Regions from separate parts of the Homo sapiens genome. Here region 2 is linked to region 1. Evidence: chromatin loops called from intact Hi-C (ENCODE). Cell type or tissue: A673. All regions are shown on one strand.

What was found. A loop is a pair of places that touch in the nucleus more often than their neighbours do. Peaks named below come from ENCODE experiments on the same cell type or tissue, not always from the same donor. Only the 100,000 strongest peaks of a DNase experiment are listed, where the experiment ranks them.
Region 2: it touches region 1 in a loop (3-fold over the local background); 5 of 110 quality-filtered maps call a loop at or near these places.

The regions. Positions count from the first base shown.
Region 1 is chr5:112,756,410-112,758,909 of GRCh38, forward strand. The region is part of intron 2 of APC (APC regulator of Wnt signaling pathway); the gene reads left to right. Among named protein-coding and RNA genes, the nearest start is that of APC, 20 kb to the left of the region's middle. In A673, a CTCF peak has its summit at 1,377 (motif pointing left); a DNase peak (open chromatin) is centred at 1,372; H3K27ac peaks cover 494 bases.
Region 2 is chr5:112,209,492-112,211,991 of GRCh38, forward strand. EPB41L4A (erythrocyte membrane protein band 4.1 like 4A) reads right to left here. Exons shown (of 23, transcript NM_022140.5): 13 at 401-491. Among named protein-coding and RNA genes, the nearest start is that of SNORA13, 49 kb to the left of the region's middle. In A673, a CTCF peak has its summit at 1,103 (motif pointing right); no DNase peak of the experiment used is centred here.

The DNA.
Region 1 (2,500 bases):
GCATTAGTTGCCTAACAGGTTAAAAAAGAGTAGTTTGGTATTTTAACATTGATCAACACATTACATTTCAAATCATTATACTTGGCATGTGTTTTTAAAAGTTTTAAAATACAGAATTAAAATATTCTTTCATCTACTTTAGTATGGTATATTTCGCAGAGAACTCCTCCTGGCAGGCCTGTTTAGATAGTACATGTCTGTTTTGTAGTGTAGAACTCTGAGATCTCTTTTTTAAAGTTTGTTTAATTCCTTAAGCAATTCAAAACTCATATTTGAGAGACAATGTAACTTACCCTTAGATCCATCTCCACACTGAAGTGGAATGTCTCTCAGAGTGACAATAGAAGTCACACCCTCAAATTTCTACAGTGGAATATCTAGTTGATCATTTATATGTGTGGTATAATACAAGTTGAGTATCCCTTACCCAAAATTGCTTCAGGCCAGAAGTGTTTTGGATTTTATATTTTTTCAGATTTTTAAATACTTGTATTATACTTCTTGAGCATTCCTAATTCGAAAATCCAAAATCTGAAATGCTCCATTGAGCATTTCGTTTGAGTGTCATGTTGGTGCTCAGAAAGCTCAAGACTTTGGAGCATTTCAGACTTCAAATTTTCGGATTTAGAATGCTCAACCTATATACATCAGGAATAGTGGCACTTCAGATATACCTGAAACCAACCATAAATTTTATTTTACTCAGCATGTGCTTCAACAGACATCTTGTGAATCCATTAACATATTTCCTTAGAATTGGACATGTGGTACCATAACAATTACAGCCCTGTAATGAAATTATATCTCTTTTTAAGGTTTTATGCTGTGAAAGAGCATAAACCATGAGCTATTTATTTTGTCTTAGAATATTGTTTTGTGTAGACACTTTTGAAACCATTGGCACTTCCTACTGTGGATTAAAATTAATCCACACAATGGTTATTTCTCCCAAAATCACTTGCTAGACTTTGTAATACCTTATATAAACTCGAATCACGTTTCCTGTTCATTAATCTCTTTACCCCCAAAAAAGGCAAAAGGAGGCTGGGCACCGTGGCTCATACCTATAATCCTAGCACTTTCGGAGGCCAAGCAGAAAGATTGTTTGAGCTCAGGAATTTGAGACCAGCCTGGGCAACATGGCAAGACTCTGTTTCTGCAAAAAAATACAAAAATTAGCCAGGTGTGGCGTATATCTGTGGTCCCAGCTACTTGGAAGGCTGAGGTGGGAAGATTGTACTCCAGCCTGGGCAAAAGAGCCAGACCTGGTCTGTCTGAAAAACAAAAACAAAAACAAAACAAAAAACAGCAAAAAGTAGGTCTCCTCCAACCGGATTACTTAAAGTCTAAAATTTATGTAGTAGTACCATCTAGTGGCAAAAGAGGACACTGCTTTGCTATTTGATTATATGTGTCTTTGTAGCAGCCAGGGAAATAAGTGTTTATGGGTTAGGGAAATGTGAACACTGTATATTAAGGAAATATTTATTTTTAAGTATAATGATATTATTGTGTTTGTGTTTAGAAAGAATCCTTGTTTAAATATACATATTGAAATATTTACAAAGAAGTTGTATGATGCCTGAGCTTTATTTTAAAAATAAGTCTGAGGCAGAGGGGTGGAAATAGAGGAAGTGGATATGGGTGTAGATGAGATAAAACTGACCATGAATTGATAATTATTGATGTGGGATATGAAGGTACATGGGGCTTTGTTATAATTTTCTGCATACTTAGGTATATGTTTGAAATTTTTTGTAATGAAAATAAAATAGAGATTACATGGAATTTAGATGATATGAAATCAGATAAATGCAGAATTATAGCTAATCTTAAAAAAAGTTGTGTAGTGTATTTTTTACTCCATGGCTAGAGCCCTCCCCCCAACTTGTTTTTTTTGTTTGTTTGTTTTTTGTTTTTTGTTTTTTGTTTTGAGACGAAGTCTCACACTGTCGCCTGGGCTCTGGTGTGCAGTGGGGCAATCTCGGCTTGCTGCAGCCTCCGCCTCCCGGGTTCAAGCGGTTCTCCTGCCTCAGCTTCCCAAGTAGCTGGGACTACGGGTGTGCACCACCACGCCCGGCTAATTTTTATATTTTTAGTACAGACGGGGTTTCACTATGTTGGCTAGGCTGGTCTCGAACTCCTGACCTCGTGATCCACCGCCTCGGCCTCCCAAAGTGCTGGGATTACAGGCATGAGCCACCACGCCTGGCCCCCTCCCCACAACTTTTTTTTAGATGGAGTTTCGTTCTTGTCGCCCAGGCTGGAGTGCAGTGGCACAATTTTGGCTCACTGCAGCCTCCACCTCCTGGGCTCCCAGAGTAGCTGGGATTACAGGTCCCTACCGCCACGCCCGGCTAATTTTTGTATTTTAGTAGAGACGGAGTTTTGCCATGTTTGCCAGGCTGGTCTCAAACTCCTGACCTCAGGTGATCCACCCGCCTCGGCCTCTCAAAGTACTGGAATTACAGGCATGAGTCACCGCACCCAGCCTACCTAG
Region 2 (2,500 bases), 550 kb before region 1:
CAGGGCTACAGTTCAGTGCACCACTATAATGAACACAGTACATTAAACATGAATATCATCTACTTTATTTTACAAGTCCCTCTGAGTTAGTCCATTATATCATGCCATTTTCAAAATCACAAGAAATTTTTAATTTTCTGCGGAGAATGCAGACCACAGACAATCTGTGAGTTCACCTTGTGACAAAAAGAGCACTTTCTTCAAATAAGAGAGTCAGGTCCTGATGTTTTATATTTCATTGGTGTTTTAATGTATTATTTGGCCCAGAGATTTATTGGATCCCATGGATCAAAAGTATTCATTAATCATCAAAGTTAAAAGATTTTTAACCTTGTCTACAGAAAAAAAGCATTTTTACAACAGCATATAATTGTACGTTTCTTCAGTTAACTTCACTGACCTTTTTACTGGTGAAGGTGCAATAATTTTAATTGTTCCTTCATTTTCTCCATTTTCCATGTTTGCAGTTATCCTACTGATGCTGTTTGATTCTAGCAGAGGAGGAGAAGGAAAGATGGAAGAGAGAGGAAACAGTGATAAGGAAATGAAAGAAACAGAAGACTTATTTTAAAATGCAATTTTAGGGACACTGTGGCACATTTTATTGATAAATTATAACCCCAAATAAATAATGAATCACCCAATAAATTGGAGGTACTATTTTCTAACGTGTACTAAACCCTCAACATAACAATGTCCTGGGAGTCTAGGCTATTTTTTTCAGACTTTAAAACTAAGTCTCCACATCTTTAGATGTTAAAATAACATTCACTTTAGACTATTAAAATGATATTCTGAGATATTTAGTACCATATATTAGAATATAAAACATAATGATCAGGTTTTGATGACTACTTGTGAAGAAGTTTCTCAGCATATCATGACAGTCCCCATTTGAAATCAAACCAAACAAAAAACTTCAAACCTGAAAATATCCCAACTCATAATGCAGCTGTCAAAAAAAGAGTAATATACATGTGATCTGTATCACTCACATATAAAAAAAAGACATTTTCAAATGTGTTCTTCATGCAAACATTCCTAAAAATCTGAAACTGAATTTTTAAAAGTTGTTATTCCATAGATTTGCATACACGCTAGAGGAACCAGCAGAGGGAGCCCATGGCAGACACAATGTTGGAAGTCATGATCGAAATAAAGATAACTGAAGGGTCTGGGCCCATGTAGGAGGTCAGGCTTCCACTCTCAGGGCAGAGGTAGATAAGCCTGCAGAAGTGAGGTGTGTGGGCTCTGGGAACAACTCTTCTCCAGTGTGCATGTACCTCACTCAAGGAGGAGGCAGTTTAGATGATCAGGGGAAATCAGCATGCACAGATGCCCACAGGCCCTGTTCAATTAGGTCTATGTGCCATACAGGTGTGTCTTCCTCGGAGCTACTCCTGCAGGGGTAATAGTTACGGTCCTTCAATCCAATGCATAACGGTCACTAACCACCGAGAATGTCATGAAGATGAGTTTGTAACATTAATAAGCACTAATATTTATTGAGTACTTACTATGTGTCAGGTACTATTACAAGCGCTTCACATCTATTTACTCATGTATCCTCAAAATAATCCTATGAAGTAGATATCAATGTTATCTCATTTTAAAAGATTTAAAAAAAATGGGCCTTTCTCAAGGTCCCACAGCTCCTGAGTGGTGGGGCAAGCTTTGAAGATGGGCAGTCTGGCTCCACAGACTTAGCTCTGAACCACACACTACTTCCACCTGTGGCCCCACAAGCAGCTCAAGAGTCAGTCTAGATTAGGAGTCAACTGGGAGAGACAGACTCTTAAAAGGGCAAGTGGGCCAGGCGCAGTGGCTCACGCCTGTCATCCCAGCACTTTGGGAAGCCGAGGCGGGCGGATCACGAGGTCAGGAGTTCAAGACCACTCTGGCCAACAAGGCAAAACCCCATCTCTACTAAAAATATAAAAATTAGCTGGGCATGGTGGCGCATGCCTGTAATCCCAGATACTCAGGAGGCTGAGGCAGGAGAATTGCTTGAACTGGGACCCGGGAGGTGGAGGTTGTAGTGAGCTGAGATTGCGCCACTACACTCCAGCCCTGGCTACAGAGCGAGACTCCGTCTCAAAAAAAAAAAAAAAACCCACACAGCAAGTGAAAGTGATGTTCAATGAGAAGAACACTTCAGAGCAAGGCAAGAGGACAAGACAAGAGAAACACCTGAGCACCCTCAAAGTTGGCAAGTTTCCTCCAGAGCAGTTGGGAAGTATGTCTGGCTTACCCATCAGGAAAGATAAACATTAATAAATACACTTTAGACAGAGAAAACAAAGGGTGGTTTCAGATAAGAGTTCCAAAAACTGTTACTCTAAGGCATTTGACATGGGATTCCATATCTGAATTGTGTTCCTATTTTGGAATCTTGAAATGAAAAGGTGAGCCTGAAGACACCTGTGGCACAAAAGGTAAGCTCATGCTGGAGCCACTACCAATAACTGAGCAACATCCAGAAGCCAGGAATAAGAAAAGA